Regions from separate parts of the Homo sapiens genome. Here region 2 is linked to region 1. Evidence: read pairs that join two places in POLR2A ChIA-PET (ENCODE). Cell type or tissue: B cell. All regions are shown on one strand. Links, peaks and the distances in the headings refer to the core of each region. The heading gives the core; the rest is flanking DNA.

Evidence for each region. Peaks named below come from ENCODE experiments on the same cell type or tissue, not always from the same donor. Only the 100,000 strongest peaks of a DNase experiment are listed, where the experiment ranks them.
Region 2: POLR2A ChIA-PET joins it to region 1 with 5 read pairs; 12 of 35 experiments call an interaction of 5 or more read pairs at or near these places.

What each region holds. Positions count from the first base shown.
Region 1 is chr21:33,431,830-33,439,829 of GRCh38, forward strand. It overlaps IFNGR2 (interferon gamma receptor 2), which reads left to right. Exons shown (of 7, transcript NM_005534.4): 5 at 348-507; 6 at 885-1,042; 7 at 4,999-5,687. The coding sequence ends at 5,133. It also overlaps a transcript of TMEM50B not described here. Among named protein-coding and RNA genes, the nearest start is that of IFNGR2, 32 kb to the left of the region's middle. In B cell, for the core only: no CTCF peak of the experiment used is centred there; a DNase peak (open chromatin) is centred at 3,182; H3K27ac peaks cover 6,864 bases.
Region 2 is chr21:33,309,176-33,324,968 of GRCh38, forward strand. It overlaps a transcript of IL10RB not described here and a transcript of IFNAR1 not described here. Among named protein-coding and RNA genes, the nearest start is that of IFNAR1, 7.9 kb to the right of the region's middle. RefSeq lists a silencer at 4,102-4,171, promoters at 14,499-15,782, 15,136-15,793, enhancers at 14,819-15,721, 15,009-15,218, 15,439-15,488, 15,722-15,793 and cis regulatory regions at 15,227, 15,718-15,727, 15,784. In B cell, for the core only: no CTCF peak of the experiment used is centred there; no DNase peak of the experiment used is centred there.

The DNA of each region.
Region 1 (8,000 bases), core at 1-8,000:
CCAAAGTGGTGGGATTATAGGCGTGAGCCACCCCATCCAGCCCAAAATGTTAAAGGAGAAAAAGATTATCCTAGAAATTGGGATTTACTGAAGTCTAGTTACTACAATGGGCACTCTGAGACCTCACAGCCAGAAACACAGTTCTAAAGCTATCAGCCTCTTTGGCCACACAACACACCAATTTTCACACATAAAATGTGTCCACTGCCAGCCAGTGACCCACTAAAAATGGCATCTTGTTCTTCTTTGGTTGTCGTGTTCACAGTGAATTTGAGGAAACATCAGAAAAGATGTAGGCAGCTTGGCCATGTTCATTTACATGTGTGCTTGTGATGTTTTTAAAACAGGTCAAAGGCCCTTTCAGAAGCAACTCCATTTCATTGGATAACTTAAAACCCTCCAGAGTGTACTGTTTACAAGTCCAGGCACAACTGCTTTGGAACAAAAGTAACATCTTTAGAGTCGGGCATTTAAGCAACATATCTTGCTACGAAACAATGGCAGATGGTAAAATATACCTTCTTATGTCCTTTCTGAACTGGGAAAAGAATACTCCTCCAATAGTGAAATCGGGGAATGCTTATGAGGTCATGGGTGGTGGGAGTGGGGAGACCCAGTGAGAAGAGTGCTGAACTGCAGGAATAATGAGCTTGTGCTGAGATTTGCAGTAGTGGAGGCTACCAGACAGCTACCACTTGCTTTATTTCATTACAGGATTGACTTTAGCTATTAATGTAAGCATACCAGGTGAGGGTGGGGGGTAGAGGGACTTGCCCATTTTACTAGGACAGGAATGCTCTTTAAGCAGCATGGATGGAACATTAACTGATGTTTGTGTTGTGCGTAGGAAGATCATTCTGTTCACTTTCGTGTCCTCTTTTTAGCCTCCACTGAGCTTCAGCAAGTCATCCTGATCTCCGTGGGAACATTTTCGTTGCTGTCGGTGCTGGCAGGAGCCTGTTTCTTCCTGGTCCTGAAATATAGAGGCCTGATTAAATACTGGTTTCACACTCCACCAAGCATCCCATTACAGATAGAAGAGGTACGTGTGCACACATCTCTTTTTTTTTTTTTGAGACAGGGTCTTGCTCTGTTGCCCAGGCGGGAGTGTCATGGTACAATCTCTGCTCACTGCAGCCTCCATCTCCCAGGTTCAAGCGATTCTCCTGCCTCAGCCTCCTGAGTAGCTGGTATTACAAGTGCTCACCACCATGGCCTGCTAATTTTTGTATTTTTGGTAGAAACAGGGTTTTGCTATGTTGGCCAGACTGGTCTCAAACTCCTGACCTCAAGTGATCCACCCACCTCAGCCTCCCAAAGTGCTGGGATTACAGGCGGGAGCCACTGCGCCCGGCCACGCAGACATCTTAATGGTGACACATCAGGGCCCCACTGCCCCTGGCAACCCCTAAGAGTGCAGCTGTGGGCAAAGCCGTGGACACAGAGATTTGGGTTACAAATGGTATGGGGTTGTTTGTACACCCATGTTCATGTTGACACGATTCACAACAGCCAAAAGGTGGAAGCACTCCGGTGTCGTTGAAGGATTAATAGATAAATCTTTAATAGATGGTCTTTCCATACAATGGAATATCATTCAGCCTTAGAAAGGAAGGGGATTGTGACACATCCTACCACACACATGGACCTTGAGGACATTATGCTGAGTAGAGTAGGGCAGTCACAAAAGGATACTGTCTGCTTCCACTTAAATGAGGTCCCCAGAGTCATCAAATCCATAAAGACAGGAAGTAGAATGGTGGTTGCGGTGGTGGAGGGAGGGAAGTGGGAAGTTCGTGTTGAATGGGGCCAGAGTTTCAGTTCTGGGGCTGTACAGAGTTCTGGAGATGGATGGTGGTCATGATTGCACAATGTGAATGTGCTTGGCACTACCGAACTGTACACCTAAAAAGAGTTATGATGGTACATTTTATGTTATGTGTATTTTACCACAATTTAATTTTTTTTTTTTAATGGCATGGGGTTGGCTAAAAAGGTGGCCTGGCCTGGAGATTGGCTGCAGTAGACCCCTCTCCGAGGCAGCAGGTCTCCTCTGCTGTCTGGAGAATGCTCCAGGGAAGTGGCCTGGCTGGAGGACGTGAAGGCGGTGGAGACAGTGATCAGGAGCTTGAGCTTTGGGGCCCACAGGGTGCTTAGGAGGGCCCTAAGGCAGAGTCAACACCCAGAGCTGTGAGTGCCAGGCCCCGTGTACCCATTGCCCAGTGGGTATTGCTAATATTTGAAAGGACTTGAGAAAGAACAGTAGCGTGGGTCTTGTGGAAAGTCTTATTTTCCTGCATAACCCCAGCCCCCTGAGGCTCTGTGAGGCCATTGGGCCTTCTGAGGACACGGTCAGGACATTTTGGGGATCAGAGGCGAGCTGAGAGAAGAACATTTAAAAAGCATTTGCAGCCGGGCGCAGTGACCCACACCTGTAATCCCAGGACTTGGGGAGGCCAGGGTGGGCAGATCACCTGAGGTCAGGAGTTCGAGACCAGCCTGGCCAACATGGTGAAACCCTGTCTCTACCAAAAATACAAAAATTAGCCGGGCGTGGTGGTGGGCGCCTGTAATCCCAGCTACATGAGAGGCTGAGGCAGGAGAATTGCTTGAACCCAGGAGGTGGAAGTTACAGTAAGCCAATATCGCACCATAGCACTTTAGCTTGGGTGGCAGAGCAAGACTCCATCTCAAAAAAATAAAATAAATAAAAAGCATTTGCTTCTGGAGGCTTCACATTATTCTTGGGTAAACCTAGAGTAAAGGTGTTGGAAGCAGAATGTTACTCAGTTACATGTGGGATGAACAGAGGTTAGATAAGGTCCAAGTCTGCAGAAACATAGCAGCACTTTCAGAAAGAACCCTAGTCACTTGTTCCTTCATCTGCCATGATGTATTGTAGGTACACAGGCAGTATACAGATTCCCTACTAGAACCTCCCTGGTTAATATTGTCACAAAATCACAGCTCCTAACAGGTCTCAGAATCTTACTTGCAGTAATAATCTCTCTCTCTCCTGGTAGAACTACCAGCTGAGCCCCAGTACATGAATATACTATGAGTCATTCCTCTGAGACATGAACAGAAAACACAGGCCTGTCAGTTCACTTTTCTAGGAAAGCATAAAGAACATCCGCCAAAGGTCTCTGAGTTACATGGGAACAGTGAATCATGTTTCACTTATAATTCTGGGGTTTCACAAGGGTACATGTTTTGGTTTTGTTCCTCTTTCAGTCAGTCAGCTACAAGCTTATTGTCTTCCAGTATCTTTCAGCATTTCCAAGAGCTAGACACTAGATTCTTGGTAACTTGGTGAATCTATGGCTAAGCCTAAAGCCTGCGGGAGCAAAAGGGAAATTAATCGCTGGGAAACACCCCTTTATATGTTAAGGCCTAAGGCCCTCGCTCCCAGATTCTCTGCTTGCTGTGCGCTGGTGCAAGGGGAGGGGTGGAGGAGTGCCTGAGACCAATGCTTGTGAACTTGCCCTCTTTTTCCCCATCACAGCTGAACAAGAGCCCCCAGTCCCTCCTTCACTGAAAGGTTACAATTTTAGAGACGTCTTAAGATTAATAACCCACAGGCCTACACTGAGGGTTGCAAGGAAGAACTTGCTTTTCTTCCAATCAGAAAATCAGAAGAAAAAAACAAAACTTGCTTTTCCTGAGTTTTGCCCTTTTAAACTCTCAGCATATTAACATGGTCAGCCCTGGGATGAGTATTAAAGTGATTACTGAGATGAGGGGTAAGGAGTATTCAACTATTAGAAGTTGTTGGCTGGGTGAGGTGGCTCATGCCTGTAATCCCAGCACTTTGAGAGGCCGAGGTGGGTGGATCATGAAGTCAGGAGATCGAGACCATCCTGGCCAACAGGGTGAAACCCTGTCTCTACTAAAAATACAAAAATTACCCAGGCATGGTGGCATGCGCCTGTAGTCCCAGCTACTTGGGAGGCTGAGGCAGGAGAATCACTTGAACCCAGGAGGCGGAGGCTGCAGTGAGCTGAGATCCACGCCACTGCACTCCAGCCTGGCAACAGAGCAAGACTCCGTCTCAAAAAAAAAAAAAAAAAAAAAAAAATTAGCCAGCCGTGGTGGTGCACGCCTGCAATCCTAGCTACTTGGTTGGGAAGCTGAGGCAGGAGAATTGCTTGAACCCAGGAGGCGGAAGTTGCAGTGAGCCGAGATCGCGCCACTGCACTCCAGCCTGGGCGAAAAAGAGACTGACTCAACAACAATAAAAAATTGTTGCCGGGTGCAGTGGCTCACACCTGCAATCCCAGCACTTTGGGAGGCCGAGGCGGGCGGATCACCTGAGGTCAGGAGTTCGAGACAGCCTGACCAACATGGGAAACCCCGTCTCTACTTAAAATACAAAATTAGCAGGGTGTGGTGGTGCATGCCTGTAATCCCAGCTACTTGGGAGGCTGAGGCAGAGGTTGCAGTGAGATGAGATCGTGTCATTGCACTCCAGCCTGGGCAACAACGTGAAACTCCGTCTCAAAAAAAAAAAATTGTTTCATTGTTGAATAAAAAGAAAAATAAGTTATGTCATTGGTGGACAGAATCAACTTATATCTGAATAAAATAACTATACCAATTAAAACTAAAGTAGGCCAGGCGTAGTGGCTCACGCCTATAATCCCAGCACTTTGGGAGGCCAAGGTGGGTGGATCATTTGCGATCAGGAGTTTGAGACCAGCGTGGCCAACATAGTGAAACCCTGTCTCTACTAAAAATACAAAATTAGCCAGGCAAGGTGGTGGGCACCTGTAGTCCCAGCTACTTGGAGGATTGAGGCAGGAGAATCGCTTGAACCTGGGAAGCAGAGGTTGCAGTGAGCTGAGATCACACCACTATACTCCAGCCTAGGCAAGAGTAAGACTCCATCTCAAAAAAAAAATAAAAATAAAAATAAAATAAAAACAAAAACTAAAGTTAAAAGGTCTGGTATACTGAACTGGTAAACTAATTACAATTTTGCTTTCCAACCTCCTCAAGTATTTAAAAGACCCAACTCAGCCCATCTTAGAGGCCTTGGACAAGGACAGCTCACCAAAGGATGACGTCTGGGACTCTGTGTCCATTATCTCGTTTCCGGAAAAGGAGCAAGAAGATGTTCTCCAAACGCTTTGAACCAAAGCATGGGCCTAGCCCACTGGCTCCCTGGAAGAGATCAAGCCATCGGAGCTGCTAGAGTTCTGTCTGGACTTTCCAGAGACCAGTATTCCCTTTTGCTGCCTCTAAAAGGCCTGTCCCTGCAGACATGAGAGACAGCAGGTCTCATGGGGGTGACAAGCTTTTTTTTTTTTTCTTAAAGAATTTTCAAAATCAAATTCCAGAATGATTTTACGGAGATATCCCAGGAAAATTAAGGCTTCTCTTAAACACTAAAAAGGCATGTAATTGCTTGTTAGCAAAATGGATATGACACATCTCTGATACTTTTTTCATTATTGGTTGGGCTGAGCAGTCAGAAGACCTGGTCGTCGTCTTGACTTTGGCAAATGAGCCGGAGCCCCTTGGGCAGGTCACACAACCTGTCCCAGCGAGGGACACCGAGTGGCCCTTCATGTACATCCATGGTGTGCTGGCTTAAAATGTAATTAATCTTGTAAATATACTCCTAGTAATTTAAGATTTTGTTTTTAAACTGGAAATAAAAGATTGTATAGTGCATGTTTTTTAAAGTCTATGTGAAGTGTTTTCTTTATTGTAGCCTATTTTCTGCAGAGTTTCAGCTTTCTAAAATTACTCAATCTAAACTTGTTTTTTCTTAAATAACACCTGCTAGAGCTACTGAGGCCTCATGGGAACTCAGCAAACACTTCCTATGGATGTCACTTGATCCTCCAAAGGTTATAAAGAAGGCCAGGGCCTAGTGCAGTGGCCCACGCCTATAATCCCAGCACTTTGGGAGGCTGAGGTGGGTGGATCACTTGAGGCCAGGAGTTCTAGACCCACCTGGGCAACATGGTGAAACCCTGTCTCTATGAAAAATGCAAAAATTATCCAGGCATGATGACATGCACCTGTAGTCCCAGCTACTTGAGAGGCTAAAGTGGGAGGATGCTTTAGCCTGGGAGGCGGAGGTTACCATGAGCCGAAATGATGCCACTGCACTCCAGCGTGGGAGGCAGAGCGAGACCCTATCTCAAAAAAAAAAAAAAAAAGAGGGCTGGGCATGGTGGCTCATGCCTGTAATCCCAGCACTTTGGGAGGTCAAGATGGGAGGATCGCTTGAGGCCAGGAGTTTGAGAACAGCCTGGGCAACATAGTGAGACCTTGTTTTCACAAAAAATAAAAAATTAGCTAGTCGTGGTGGTGCACACCCGTAGTCCCAGCTACTCAGGAGGCTGAGACCAGAGGATCATTTGAGCCTAGGAGTTAGGAGTTCAAGGCTGCAGTGAGCAATGATTACACCACTACATTCCAGCCTTGGCAACAGAGCAAGAGACCCTGTCTCAAAAATATAAAAGTTATAAGGGGGATTTGCAGAAGGCACATTAGCACTTCATTTATATGTGACAAGTCACACTGTGTTGACCAAGGCAGGGATTTGTGGGCAATAAAGAGAATTAACTGATTAATCAATAGTAATGTTATCTACTGAGCACGCAAGTCATCTGATTGTGTCAGTACTGTCGGGCTCTGTTGTTCAAAGGATATGTATTTAAAATCCATTTATAGGCTGGGCACGGTGGCTCACACCTGTAATCCCAGCACTTTGGGAGGCCGAGGCAGGCAGATCACCTGAGGTCAGGAGTTCGAGACCAGCCTGGCCAACATGGTGAAAGCCTGTCTCCACTAAAAGCACAAAAATTAGCTGAGTGTGGTGGCAGGCACCTATAATCCCAGCTACATGGGAGGCAGTTGGGGCCCTGTACTGCTGGTAAGAAAGTGGCTTTTTTTTTTTCTTTTGAGACAGAGTCTCACTCTGTCGCCCAGGCTGGAGCGCAGTGGCGCGATCTCAGCTCGCTGCAACCTCCACCTCCCAGGTTCAAGCAATTCTCCTGCCTCAGCCTCCCGAATAGCTGGGATTACAGGCGTGCACCACTATGCCTGGCTAATTTTTGTATTTTTAGTAGAGATGGGGTTTCACCATGTTGGCCAGGCTGGTCTCGAACTCCTGACCTCATGATCCACCCACCTTGGTCTCCCAAAGGGTTGAGATCACAGGCGTGAGCCACCGTGTCCGGCAAAAGTGGCTAACTCTCTTAAGTGTTGTGTACCATGCTGTCTGCAGTGGCAAGAGTTAGAAAAACAAGGCCCACTCCCACCCCATGCACACAAGTCTCCCTGTGAAGCATCTGTTGTATGCATTAGGTGCACCTTAAGTAGACAAGTTTGGAGGAAGAAGTTGTAGATAGGAGTTGTAAAGACTTACCTTAGACCGTTCAGGAAATCGGAGACAGAAGAGCTTCTTCTGTTGGGCAGCAGGATGGTGGCCAGCGAGGAGTGGAGGATACATCTATAGCAGGAGAACAGGAAAGAGTTTCAGCCCAGCAGGACAGAGGGCAAATCAACTCTGTTAGGGTAAGTGCATCTGTGCCACCCCATTTATTTATTTAGAGACACAGTCTCACCCTGTTGCCCAGGCTGGAGCGCAGTGGCACAATCTCACTTCACTGCAACCTCTGCCTTCCGGGTTCAAGCGATTTTTGTGCCTCAGCCTCCAGAGTAGCTGGGATTACAGATGTGCGCCACCACACCCAGCTAATTTTTGTATTTTTAGTAGAGATGGGGTTTCACTATGTTGGTCAGGCTGGTCTCAAACTCCTGACCTCAGGTGATCCGCTCACCTCAGCCTCCCAAAGTGCTGGGATTACAGGTGTGAGCCACTGTGCCCAGCCTTAAATAGTATTTTCTGAAATGAAATGCCTCATTCTCCTTAGTAAAATAAATGACTAATTGATGGGATTAGTATTTACACTGTCAAGGCCAGGCGCAGTGGCTCACACCTGTAATCCGAGCACTTTGAGACCCTGAGGTGGGTGGATCAT
Region 2 (15,793 bases), core at 1,298-9,297, 120 kb before region 1:
GATGTACATAGACATGTAAGAAAGATTCAAAGCGTCATGGATGGATCACCAATAACACCAGCATATGCAAGACCAGAGGAGAGTGTGTGATCCAGGTCCTAGGATTGACAAATGAGGACTCAGTCCCTACTTGGGTTGGTGTTTTATTTTGACTTTTTTCTGAAACAGCAGAGAAGCTTACCAAATAATCACAAGGAGATAAGAAAGTGTTTACATTTGTTTCAGTTGCTCTTCACTGCCTCCTTATGACCAACACTCACAATTCTATGGTCTTAGCAGTTGCACTAAGAAGTCAGAAGAACCTGCTATTGTGGGTTCATAATCTTTTATTACCTTTCACTGAGAAACAATTTATACTACTAAACAAGATATCAGTTATGATGCTCAAGATTTTAAGTGCCTTTTGAACTAAAAACAAACAAAAAAATTGTGACCTGCATATAATGTAAATGGTTTATCTTCAAGTCAAAAGCCACAGGTTTACCTCTGCAGCTTTACTCTTTCCTAAACATTGCTTTCGTGTATTGCTTATGCATGCTTTCTGCGTCCCAAAAAGTATGTAGAGAATAACAGTTTAAGTCCTCCAGAGGAGTTACTACCTCTACTACATGTTTCATTCTCATTACATGTTGCATTGCTTATTAATATCTGTGTTTTGTAGTGGACTTCATGAGGACAGGTAATGTTACCAACTGAATTGTGTACCCCCAAAATTCACATGTTGAAACCCTAATCCCCAATGTGACTGTATTTGAAGTAGGGCCTACAGCAGGTAATTAAGGTTAAATGAGGTCATAAGTGTGGGGCCCTGAATCGATGAGATTAGTGTCCTTATAAGAAGAAACAGCAGAGACCTTGTTCTCTCCACCATATGAGGACACAGTGAGAATGTAGCCATCTGTGAGCAGGAAGGGAGGCCTCACCAGGATCCAAATGAGCCAGAACCTTAATCTTGGACTTCTCACCCTGCAGAACTGTGAGAAAATAAATTTCTGTTGTTTAAGCCACATAATTTGTGGTATTTTGTTATGGCGGCCTGAGCAGACTAATACAGATACCATGTCTATCTTGTTCATTATCCTATCTTCTGTGTTATAGTTTATCAAATATATGTTTAGTAAGATGCATCCTAGTTAGAAGGCATTGAACTTGGGCTTAAATAACTGCTGCATCGTGTTACATTTCCAGGATTTTTTCTCTCTTTCATGAACTCTGTGAAGAAATTTTACTTAGAAAAAACTGACACTGTCATTGGCATTACAAGAGGTGCTCTACAGGACTTGTGTGACCCACAGTAATCCTGCAAAAAAGCCATGTCATCCACTCATGGACAGATTTAAGCTTAAAATTCTTCCAGAGTTTGCAATGGGATATCTCCCTTTATCTTCTCTGTGGTACAGAGACAGTTTTCTGTTAATTTCCACATAAGGGCTTTCCATGAACATGGTAAACAAAAAAGGGAGAAAGCAACAAGTTATAGCACTCTGAGTAGGTAGGTTTCATGAGAGCAGAGAGGTGATCAGGAAGGCAGAGATGTGAACAGACCAGATGTCTTGGGGGCTCAAGACCAGTATACATGGTGTGGGAACAAATATTAAGTCTTTTATTTTTATTTTTCAAATATTTTTTTAAAGGATTTAAGCCAGGCACAGTGGTTCATGCCTGTAATCTCAGCTACTTCAAGAGGCTGAGGTGGGGCCGGGAGCGGTGGCTCATGCCTGTAATCCCAGCACTTTGGGAGGCTGAGACAGGTGAATCACTTGAGGTCAGGTGTTTGTGACTAGCCTGGCCAACATGGGGAAATCCTGTCCCTACTAAAAATACAAAAAGTAGCTGAACATGGTGGTGTGCACCTGTAATCCCAGCCACTCAGGAGGCTGAGGCACGAGAATCACTTGAACCCGGGAGACAGAGGTTGCAGTGAGCCAAGATTGTGCCACTGCACTCCAGCTTGGGTGACAGAGTGAGACTCCCTCTCACAGAGTGAGAGGATTCCTTGAGCCCAGGAGTTTAAGGCTGCACCACTGCTAGAATCACACCACTGCACTCCAGCCTGGGCAACAAGCAAGACCCCATCTCATAAAAAGCCTTTAAAATCCCTTTTTAAATGTCTATAAAAGGCATCCTTTTCAAATGTTTATTTTGTATGTGATTTACGATGTGCATAAAAATATGTGCAGTAATATGCGTATTTAGCTTATAGATAAATAACAATACACCTACTGGGAATGCATGATCAACGTTGTTGTTTTCCTACTGGAATTATGTAATAAAAAATATCTAAAGGCTGCTGTTCTTGACTCAGGTATGACAGAAAGGTGGAAACAAAACGAGGAGGTACAAACACTAATGGGTTAATTAAAAGTCAGTCAACAGAATAGCAGTGGCAAAAAGCTTCCCACACTCCTCTGCTGCCTGCCTCTCCCCTTCCTGAGGCAGTCAGGCATTTGTCTAAGTCACCCTTAGGCAAAAAATTATAGATCTGTTCTTCTCAATAATTGAATTAACCACCCTGGCAATATTACTGCACTCTTCAGTAGGCCAAAGGGAAGAGTTCACCATTCTGGCAGTTGGTGTCCACAATCTTGCAATGTCTCACACCCTACTTCCCTACTTATCCTACAGGGATGCTTCCAGAGATAAGTTCTGCCTCAAAAACACGTCTTCATTTTCTTGAGAAAGACTCTGTTAATACTAGCTACCTAAAAAAAATCAACCTGCTGTCTCCTTTAAAATATATTTAAAAAATACTCAAAGATTGCCAATGAGAAAAATAAAAGAAAAAGACAAACAGAACCAATTGACTCTTAAAGAAATAGAATATTGGAACAGAAGAGAATGTCACAGAAACCCAAATTCTAAAAGATCCCACATTCGTGCATCCATAAAATGAGAACATGATGCTATATATTAAAAAATCAGAATAAAGAAGTGCTTTTAAAAATTAAACATATAATCACAGAAATAAATATTTCATTAGAAATCAAGTAAATCTTCCGGAACCAAGGACAAAAATATAAAGAGTTAAAAACTAGAGAGAACATATTAGGAGACCTCAAGGGTCAATCCAGGAAGTACAATTTTCTACTAATAGGAGTTTAAGAAAGAAGAAAGAAAATGGAAGGGAGGAAGTATTTAAAACACGGTGCAAGGATGAGACTTCTGCTTCTGGCCATGATGGAGTAACATGGAGCAGATTTACTCTTTCGCCTTAAACTATAAATAAACAACCAAAATAGCACAAAAGATTTAAAATACATATTTTTAGATATTAGACAATAAAAAACTCAGGACAGTAATCCCTAAGAGAAGAGAAACAATTGAGATGATCTCTACAATTGCCCAAACTGACTTACTGGAGAGAATTTCTAGGCCTCAGCATAGAGAGAAGGACTCCATATCCCTGTGGGTCGAGGAAACGCAGCTAGGAGTCCAAGGAGGCCAGGGCAGCTAGATTTCATGGAGTAGAGAACCAGACAAGACAGAGCTTCACACAGAGAAAAAGCTCCAGAGAGCTGCAAAGAGTATTAGGCTAATTACTGATCAGACAATGTGTAGTAAGGAAACTTGAGGCCAGGGAAAGAACCACGCTAAAAAAGCAAAGGGATAAATCCCCAGGGTTCATGCTGGGCTGAAAATAGTTTCCAACCAGCGTGGAAAATCTCATAATTCATGAAGCATCAGGTAGCATACTCAGGGGGCTATTACTTCAATAGTGGGGCAAATGTGCTCTTACACCAAACACTTGCCTGATCCTCTCTGACAAAAGCAAGCCTCAAAAGTACCAAACCATTTCCAAGTAGCTTAGCTGGATCCCAGAATAAAACTCAAGCAATATTTATAGGAATAAAGAAATATCCAGCACCCAACAATGTAAAATTTATAATGTCTGGCACCCAATAAAAAATTACTAGCCATGAAAAAAGGTAGGAAAATACAACCCATAATGAATGAGAGTGTTTTTTAACAAAAAAATTAAACAAATTAAATTCAATAGAGTTTAATTTAGCAAAGAACAATTCATAAATTGGGCAGCCCCCAGAATAGGTTCAGAGCAACTTCAGGGCTGCCACATGGTCAATAACATTTTTAAACAGAAAAAGGAAAGGGATGTACAGAAAACAGAAGTGAGATACAGAAATAGCTGGATTGATCACAGCTGTTTTGTTGCCTTATTGAAGCTGGCTTAAACAGCTGGCCACCTGTGAATGGCCAAAACTCAGCTGCTGTGATTGGCTGAGACTCCGCTACTTGTTACAAGAGCAAATTACAGTCTGTTTACACATCTAGGTAGGCTACAGTTCATGATGTACAAAGAAGCCTTTAGGCCAGACTTAAAATATGTAAGGAGGTAGCTTTAGGCTAAATTTAATTTAACAAGAAGAAAAGTAAATCAATAGAAATAGTAGATAGATTTGGTAGATTGGGACATTAAAACGGTTATTGAAACCATATTTTATATGTTCAAGAAGATGAAAGAAAGCATTAGTATATTAAGGAAAGACATGAAATATATTTTTAAAAGACTAAATCCAACTTCTAGAGATGAAGAGTACAATGTCTGAGATGAAAAATATACTGAATTCAGATTAATAGCTGATTAGACACTGTAGAAGAAAAGAGCAGTGATATTGAAGACATAGTGATAGAAACTATTCAAAATGAAAGACACAGGGGAAAGGACAAGAAAAAATGAAAGAATAGCATCGAACACAACTTTAAGGAGTCTAATAAGTGTGCATTTTGAAGGAGAGTAAAGCGAGGATAAGAAAAAAATTGAAAGAATGGCCAATAGTTTTCCAAGCTTGATGAAAACTATAAACCCATCGATCCAAGAAGCTCACCAAACCCCAGCCACAAAAATGATACATGAAAATTTTCTTCAGCTAGACAGACACAAATCCTCAAATAGAAAGGGTCCACTGAATGGTGTCAAGCAATCAGGTGTCCAGATAGTATTTAGGACAATGAGCTGAACTGAAAATAACAATCAAGCCTTTATTAACTGCAAACAAGAAGCAAAAAAGAGGCGGCAGCACCCCAGTGTTCCTTTTTCCCCTACAGAATGGCCAGGAATGCAGATACGCTTATGAGCAGGGCTGGCCAGAGGTGGTGTGGGAGGTGGGAAAGCTGAGTCCTTAACCACAAATCCCTCTAGAAAAATGCAGTGCACTGTAGTGCACATGCAAGTCTGGTATGGGGAGGACAGTTTCTCCCCATGAGGCCTGGCAGACAAAGCTTTGTAATTTCTGTGGTCAGGATTGAAAGATCACGCACAAGATTTTGGGACGGAGCCAGACTCCTCAAATGAGGAGCAGAATCATTAGGGGAATAAAGGCTCATCCTCCTCTTTCCAATACACTGATAGATATAAAATCTGGATATCAGGAAAGAAATCTAGGCTGAAGACCAATTTGGGAGCCATGAGCATAAATGACAGTCAGTGAACTCACAGAAGAGGAAGAGACCACTATAGGAGATGAGAAAAGAAGATGAGCCAGGACAAAGCAGTGAGGGACACTAATATTTAAGTCACAAGCAGTGGAGTGGGTTGTCCTGGAGATTGAGAAGAATGGCCAGAAAGACAGATGCAACAGCAAACGAGTATGGAATCATGAGAAAAAGAGCGTGGGGAATGATAGATACCAAATGCTATGGAGAAGTCAAGTAAAATCAAGGCTATAAAATGTCTAATAGATCTGAATACTAGAAATTAGCTGATGATCTGGGTGAGAAGAGAATAAGCAAAACGGGACAGAAAGATAAGCTCAGTGGGCTGAGGAATACATAAGTGAGAAAACAAAGATAGTTGTGGACAAATGTAGACAGATTTGGCTACGAATAATAACAGGAAGGACGGCTTCTGGAGTGAAAGCAGCATATACGCCTTTTTAAATTGGGAGAGACTTGAGAATGTGTAACTGTTAACAAGAAGAAACTAAAGAGAGGAGATAAAGTCATGAAAAAACGTAAAAATAATCAACGGATAGCCATCCCTATGAAGGGGTGGCTCACGGAACCAGACAGAGAGATTTTCATTTGACTGAAAGAAGGATGTCTTCCCAACGACAGGGAAAGACAGAATGGAAGCAGGTGCAGGTGAGTTTGAAGTTTTGGTGATGGAGAGCTGAAACCTGATCTGTTGACTGTATTTTCCAAGAAACTAGGAGCTGGGTGGAGGAACATCTGTTGAAAATGAGAAGAAAAGCTGTAGGGTAGAGATGTGAAGTAAGTGTAGGTTTTTAATTTCAGCTCAATTGAGGTTGCAGACTATGAAGTTTTGATCATTGGGGCTATTTGATCCTTCAGGTTTTCTCCAGAAAAACTAGATCTTCCCTCTGAGCCCTCCTGAAGTAGGAAAAACAGTAACCACGATGGTCAGAAAAAAATAACCAAAATTACTGAGCACACTGTGCCAGACACTAAACTAAGCTCTTGGTGTGCATTAACTGATTAAAAATTCATCACACCACTATGATATAGATATTATTATAGTCCCCATGAGGAAGCAGGAAAAAAGATTAAGTAACTTGCCCAAGATCCCAGAGTGACGGAGGTGGGATAGCAACCTAAGTCAACTTCAGAACTCAGACTCTTAACCAGTAGGCCAGTCTCTGTTTAAGAGATACTTAGTTACCACTTGAAAAGGCGTATGGCTGTCTTCCATGTTACTGCTTAAAAACAGACATCTTTCTCAGTATGCAGTGAGCATGCAGCCACACTCAATCTTTCCTCAAGCCATGTGAACACAGACTAGACCTTCAAATATGCTGTTCCCTTTATTTAGAATGCTGTATCCCTCTTCTTTTCCTATCTCCTACTTATACTCTGCCTCCCCTTAAACATCTCTTACTGCAGGTCACCTGCTGCAATGTGTATCCCTCACCACTAAACTAGTTTAGTGTTCCCACCGTTTGCTTCATCATCATCATTATTACTATTTTGAAATAGCATCTCACTCTGTCACCCAGGCTGGAGTGCAGTGGTGTGATCACGGCTCATTGTAGCCTTGACTTCCTGGAGTTCAAGCGATTCTCCAGGCTCAGCCTCCTGAGTAGCTAGGACCACAGGCCTCTGCCACCTCATCCAACTAATTGTATTTTTTGCAGATATGGGGGTCTCTCTTTGTTGTCCAGGCTGGTCTCAAACTCCTGGGCTCAAGTGATCCTCTTGCTGCAGCCTCTCAAAATGCTGGGATTACAGGTGTGAGCCACTGTGCCAGCTTCACTACTATCTTTTACTGAATTGCCTGCCTACTGGGATGAGGAAATGTATAGGATGATAAAGCACCAAGGAGAAAGACATTCTGGAGATTCCAGAGTAGAACGGCTCAGATTCCTTCCTGAACATCCTGGAGCTAGTGTTTGTACACCCTCAAAGTCTGTGCCACTGGGCTGCTACTCAGCTAGGACTCTTCTCCTTTCATCTACCAAACTCTCCTCCCAGAAAGAAGTGAATTTATTCTTCTGGAAGGTTCTAAAGCAGTGATTTCTAATCCAGGGTGCACCCACCCTAGGGGTTTGCGTTGGATTACAGGGTCCACCGAAGTGCAGTGAAATTCTATTTACATTCTTTAATAAGAAATAAATTAAGCTTTTGATATTTGATATATAACCTAGCACAAGCACCTTCACTTGGTCCAAATGCCAGAGCATCACATTGTCACATTCAGTGATGTGTGACACACTTGAGAACAGAGTGAGAAACTCACAAGGTGGAAATGCGCAGCGATGCTTCTGCTTGTACACTTTTGGAGTTTGTGATTATGTCTAACCATTTACTTGGCTTGATGTGTGTTTACAGGTCGTTAGCTAGTTTTAACTAAATTAATGCTCACAAAATGGATGTGACAAGATTCTTGCAAATAAATTGGAAATTAAAGATAGTACTATTAATACACAAGTGAATAAGATAACAGCAGCCTTGACATATTAGCTAATCACAGTATGAAGCCATCACATTAGGAAGACATTTTCCAGAAAAGCAAACCCCCACAATTTCTTTCCAAGAGTGTTTAAAGTCATATGATACTCATTCGTTTTGGTTCTTTACAAAATTTCGTAATTGGTGACAGTGTTTAGAAACTGCTTTGGGGGTTCTTAATAGCAAAAGACAAAAAGCCACATGCCCCTTGTTCTTCTTTCTACAATATGACAAACTAAAATACATTCCTCAGTCAGCAATAGTGTTGGACTGTGTATAGCAAATACGGCTGACAATGCGAAGAAACAAGAGTTCAATTTCACAGTGTGGGAAATCTGCCACGTAATCATATGGAAACATGCTCTAAAGCACAGATGTTTCTAACATGTCTTTTTCCAAAAGTGAAATACCCAAGGAACGACTTTTTCTTTGTTAGCCAAAAAGGGAAAGATAAAATATATACTCAACAGTAATTTACTTCCTTAATTAAAACAAAAAGTTTTAGTGCCCATATATTGGTTTCTAAATACCATCCCCCAATAAAAACATCATCAACAACAACAACAACAACAAAAAGCAGGGCCCCTTGAAGAAATGGCTGATTTTAGGACTGAGCAGGAAAAATATAAGATGAACTTGGAACATCTTGTGCTAGAAAGTAAAGAAGTGTTAGAAAAAATTAAGAGCATACTAGCAAAAGGAACAAGAGTCAGCTTGAAGTGGCTGCCACTGGCCAAATCTAGGACAATTTGAGCATTAAAATAAATAAGGAGGGTGAATTGGTAGAGCACAGGTGATATTTAGGGCGGTGAAATGCCTCTGTATGATGCTGTAATGGTAGATACATGACATTATGTTGCAAGTGGTTATGTATGAGAAGGGCAGGAGACGGCTCTTCCCCCACCCACCAGGAATGTCAGGTGATGGTTCAACAATCACATTGCCTCTCTAAAAATAATTCAGCACCCAGAGCCGAATTATCTCCTAATGGTCCACAGCTATTACATTAGAGTGTTAATTGAATGTAGGCGCCAAGAAGCAAAAAGAGCTTCCAATAATCTCCGGTATTGGGTGAGTGAGCCGGTGCATGCACATTAAGAGACAAAACGGCAGAGTATGACCTTCCGGGGGCACTCCATCGGAAAAGGGAAGAAATCTTCAGATGGGCATGCGCACAACTTCCTAAACACACTGCACATGTTCACCTCCCAAGTGTAAGAAGGGCACTGCGCATGCGGGCAGCCCACCCTAAGGGAAGAATCATGGGAAAGGGGTGCAAAACCCCAGAAGTGGGCCAGCCTATAAATCCTAGAATCACAGTTAAACGCTGCATTTGTCCTTCAATTTGCCCGCTTGGGTCTCTTCCAAGTGTACTTTCCTTTCTTTCCCGTTCTAAAGCCTTTTTAAATAAACTTCCACTCCTTCTCTGAAACTTGCCTCAGTCTCTTTTTCCGCCTTATGCCCCTCAGTCGAATTTGCTGTGCAGGTAACTGGGATGCCTTCTACCAGTAACAATTATACATTGTAAAAACCCATAGAATGTACAACACCAAGAAAGAACTCTTACGTAAACTCTGGACTTTAGTTAATAATGTATCAGTATACGTTCATCAGCTGTAAGAAATGTACCACCCCAATGCAAGATGTTAACAACGGGAAACTGAAAGCAGGCTTGGGATGAGGGGGTATATAAGAACTCTCCACACTGTCTGTAAACCTAAAACTCCTCTAAAAGTTGTATATTAATTTTAAAAATTTAAGTAAGGATAACAATGAACTATAACCAATGAAATAAAATAAGAATCTGTGAGTCTATACTAATAATAAATGGAGACCGGGCGTGGTGGCTCACGCCTGTAATCCCAGCACTTTGAGAGGCCGAGGCGGGCAGATCACCTGAGGTCGGGAGTTCGAGACCAGCCTAACCAACATGGAGAAACCCTGTCTCTACTAAAAATACACAATTAGCCGGGCATGCTGGTACATGCCTGTAATCCCAGCTACTCGGGAGGCTGAGGCAGGAGAATTGCTTGAACCCAGGAGGCAAATGTTGCGGTGAACCGAGATGGCGCCATTGCACTCCAGCCTGGGCAACAAGAGCAAAGCACCATCTCAAATAAATAAATAAATAAATAAATATAAATGGAAAGAAAGAAAAGCTCTTTCTTAAATTGTGTCAACTAATATTTGCAGTGAGAGGGTCAGGGTTGAAAACTTACCATTTCATGACCATCACAGGTAGGATAGTTCAGGCAAGGATGATTAATGGATGTTAATTCTAGAAGAAAAGTTTGATGAACAGCAGAATATTTGCAGGATTTCCGAGTGTCTTCCCACCAATTAGCTGCAGGAGGTGGGGTGGGAGGGGAGGTCGATGGGGGGCGGAATAGTAACTATACAATGGAGACTGTAACTATAATACTTTGATACATGATCAAAATTAACATCACATATGAGGTACTAATAAGCTTAATGTGCCTGTGAAGGGACTGAGGACACCACACAAGCCAGGTACGCATAATCTGAAATTAATCAGGAGAAACCATCAGACAAGTCCAAATTGGAGAAGCATTCTATAAAATAGTTGGCCTGTGTTTTTCAAAAAAAAAAAAAAAAATCCCCAAATCAAAAAAATGTCCATGACATGAAAGACAATGGCCAGGGAAGTACTCTGGATTAAAGAAAGCTAAAGAAGTTCAGGAAAATAAATAACATACATACATGACTTTGTATGTGTATTTAAAGAGGGAGTGTAGATATGGCAAAATATTAACGATTTGCTGAATCTGGGCAACGGGTATGTGGGAGCTATCTTACTATTTTTGCAACTTGTCTGTAATTTCAAATTATTTCCAAGCAAAAAGTAAAAATGGGACTGGGTGTAGTGGCTCACTCCTGTAATCCCAGCACTCTGGGAGGCTGAGGTAGGTGGATTACTTGAGGCCAGGAGTTCAAGACCAGCCTGGCCAACATGGCAAAACCCCGTCTCTACTAAAAATACAAAAATTCGCCAGGCGCAGTGGCACACGCCTGTAGTCCCAGCTACTTAGGAGGCTGAGGCAGAAGAATCGCTTGAACTGAGGAGGCAGAGGTTGCTGGGAGCCGAGATCATGCCACTGCACTTCATCCTGGGCAACAGAGCAAGATTCCCTCTCCCCTCCCCACCAAAAAAGGTGAAAAAGAACATGCTGTATGGAAAAACTGCAAGTGCAGCCTCTAATGGACCGTTTTGACTAGAATAAAGGAGAGAAGGGAGGTTCTGGGTTAAGGTTACAGAGCTTGCACCACAGGGGAAATTAATTCATGTCTTATCCTTAAATAAATTATTACAGCAAAAAAGTTGAAACTAAAGTACACGAAGTACTTACCACAGGGTGTCACAGCTGTGGCAAATTTTATTAAAGCACAATCCAATTTTATTAAAATACAATTCAATGTTTATAATAGGTTGTATTAAGATGGGGAAGAGTGAAAATCTTAGGAAAGGAGGAAGAAAAGGAGGGGAGGAAATTGTCAATGTGTTTAAAAATCTAATTAAACTTTTCAGTCATTTTGAGCTCATTGTTCTAAATATAAAAATGCATCCTATTCCAACTAGTTTGCAAGAACTTTTGGACAGCAGGAAATGGAAATTTTAATTTAAACATGCAGAGTCGTTCAAAAGGCTTTTAAAATAAGTATTATTTTGTAATTGCAACCAGGAATTTTTCCTCTTCCATTTGGATTCACGTATCTTCATGGGGTGTTTTTCCACCTTTGGTGTTGTTAAAACGAAGTACTGACACACTCAAAATCAAACCCCCAAATCGATGAATCGTAAAGTGATAATTCAAAGTTTTTTAAACGATACCTAACAGCTGGATAGATTGCCTAAAAATCATTATTCACTCAAACTGGGTGAATTTCAAGATACATAAATTATACCTCTAAGATGTTTTTAAAATAGGCATATTTCCCCTGGGCGTGGTGACTCACGCCTGCAATCCCAGCACTCCGGGAAGCAAAGGTGAGCGGATCACTTCAGGTCAGGAGTTCCAGACCAGCCTGGGTAACACAGCGGAAATCCCATCTCCACTAAAAATACAAAAACTAGCCGGGCGCAATAGCGCACAGCTGTAATCTCAGCTACTCAGGAGGCTGAAGCAGGAGAATCGCTTGAACCCGGAAGGCGGAGGTTGTGGTGAGCCGAGATCGCGCCACTGCACTCCAGCCCGGGTGACAGAGCAAGACTCCGATTCGAACAATGCAATGGAATATATACATATATGTATATATGGAACATATATACATATGTGGAACAAATACATATATGGAACATACATATGTGGAACAAATACATATATGGAACATACATATGTGGAACCAATACATATATGGAACATACATATGTGGAACCAATACATATATGCAACATACATATGTGGAACCAATACATATATGCAACATATATATGTGGAACCAATACATATATGCAACATATATATGTGGAACCAATACATATATGCAACATATATATGTGGAACCAATACATATATGCAACATATATATGTGGAACCAATACATATATGCAACATATATATGTGGAACCAATACATATATGCAACATATATATGTGGAACCAATACATATATGCAACATATATATGTGGAACCAATACATATATGCAACATATATATGTGGAACCAATACATATATAGAACATATATATGTGGAACCAATATATATGGAACATACGTATGTGGAACATACATATGTGGAACATACGTATGTGGACCATACATATGTGGAACATACGTATGTGGACCATACATATGTGGAACATACGTATGTGGACCATACATATGTGAAACATACGTATGTCGACCATACGTATGGGTCCCATATACATATGGGACACATACGTATGGAATATATATATGGGACACATACGTATGGAATATATACGTATATATACATATGGGACACATACGTATGGAATATACATATGGAATATACATATATGGGACACATAAGTATGGAATATATACGTATGGAATATACACGCATGGAATATATACGTATGGAATATATATGTATGGAATATACACGTCTGGAATATATATGTATGGAATATTCACGTATGGAATATATATCTGGAATATATATATATGGAATATATATCTGGAATATATATATGGAATATATATCTGGAATATATATATATGGAATATATATCTGGAATATATATATATGGAATATATATCTGGAATATATATATGGAATATATATCTGGAATATATATATATGGAATATATATCTGGAATATATATATATGGAATATATATATGGAATATATATATATGGAATATATATGGAATATATATATATGGAATATATATATGCAATATACATATATGGAATATATATATGCAATATACATATATGGAATACATATATGCAATATATATATGGAATATATATATGGAATATATATATGGAATATATATATAATATATATACGGAATATATATATACGGAATATATATATAATATATATACGGAATATATATATACGGAATATATATATAATATATATACGGAATATATATATACGGAATATATATATAATATATATATAATATATATACGGAATATATATATACGGAATATATATATAATATATGTATGGAATATATATATACGGAATATATATATAATATATGTATGGAATATATATATACGGAATATATATATAATATATGTATGGAATATATATATACGGAATAGATATATAATATATGTATGGAATATATATATACGGAATATATATATAATATATATATATGGCATATATACATGGAATATATATATATGGAATATATACATGGAATATATATATATGGAATATATACATGGAATATATATATATGGAATATATACATGGAATATATATATATGGAATATATACATGGAATATATATATATGGAATATATACATGGAATATATATATATGGCATATATACATGGAATATATATATATGGCATATATACATGGCATATATATATATGGCATATATATATATGGCATATATATATGGCATATATATATATGGCATATATATATGGCATATATATATATGGCATATATATATGGCATATATATATATGGCATATATATATGGCATATATATATATGGCATATATATATGGCATATATATATATGGCATATATATATGGCATATATATATGGCATATATATATGGCATATATATATGGCATATATATATGGCTATAGAGATGGCATATATATATGGCATATAGAGATGGCATATAGAGATGGCATATAGAGATGGCATATAGAGATGGCATATAGAGATGGCATATAGAGATGGCATATAGAGATGGCATATAGAGATGGAATATAGAGATGGAATATATATGGCATATAGAGATGGAATATATATGGCATATAGAGATGGAATATATATGGCATATAGAGATGGCATATAGAGATGGAATATAGAGATGGAATATAGAGATGGAATAGATATGGAATATAGAGATGGAATAGATATGGAATATAGAGATGGAATAGAGATGGAATATAGAGATGGAATATAGAGATGGGATATAGAGATGGGATATAGAGATGGGATATAGAGATGGGATATAGAGATGGGATATAGAGATGGGATATAGTGATGGAATATAGAGATGGGATATAGAGATGGAATAGATATGGAATATAGAGATGGAATAGATATGGAATATAGAGATGGAATAGATATGGAATATAGAGATGGAATATAGAGATGGGATATAGAGATGGGATATAGAGATGGAATATAGAGATGGGATATAGAGATGGAATATAGAGATGGGATATAGAGATGGAATATAGTGATGGGATATAGAGATGGAATATATAGATGGAATATAGAGATGGAATATATAGATGGAATACATATATATTCCATTGCATTGTTCTTTACAAACATTCATTTAATTATGTAATTGCTAATTAATTGCTTGGTTGTTATAACAACGAAGTATTTGATTCCTTATTTTATCTCATCATTTAAATTTTATTTCGCATATTTTCACAATGCACTGGATCTATTACTGAGGAATTTAATTAAATAATCATTCGAACCATGGGCTCGAATTGTTTACTGATAAAGCCCGACGACCAAAACAGCCTAGCGACTGCTGTTTGGAGCCCCTCGGCCCAGGGCCCGTGGCTGTTCTCTCCAAGGGACCATCTCGCCCCTCAGCCAAGTCGCCCGGAAAACGAGCGCTCGACCGCCTCTGCCCCGCTCTCGCTCTGCACACAGCAACGGTCTGGTCGCTCAGCCACTTCCTCCTTCCAGCCTCATCTGGTTCCCAGGCCGCTGGGGACTCCCAACGCCACTGTCCAAGACTCTAGGGTCAGCAAGCGCCCCGGGCGGAGAAGGGCGAGGACGAAGAGCGCCGGGCCGCGACCAGGAGCCCACCCGCGCCCTCCGACTGCAGACATGGGGAAGAGACGCGGGAACTCCAAAGTCGCTGGGTCTGCGCAGGTGTGTGCCGCGATCCTGTGAAGGTCAAGGCCTCCTGTGAGGGGGAGTCGTCCTGGAATGCGATGGTGAAGTGCTCCAGACCGGCCATAGGCCGGAAAGAGTGAGGAAGAAGAGAATGCAGGAGGCCTGCGATTTCTAAGGCGCGCGCGCACAGGGGTGCTGCAATTAGGATGGGGCAATGGGAGCTTGGAGAAGGGGTGCTAGCTAGGAGGAAAGGCGCGTGCGTGGAGGAACGGCGCGTGCGCGGAGGGGCGGTGTGTGTGTCAGAAGAGGCGGCGCGTGCGTAGAGGGGCGGTGAGAGCTAAGAGGGGCAGCGCGTGTGCAGAGGGG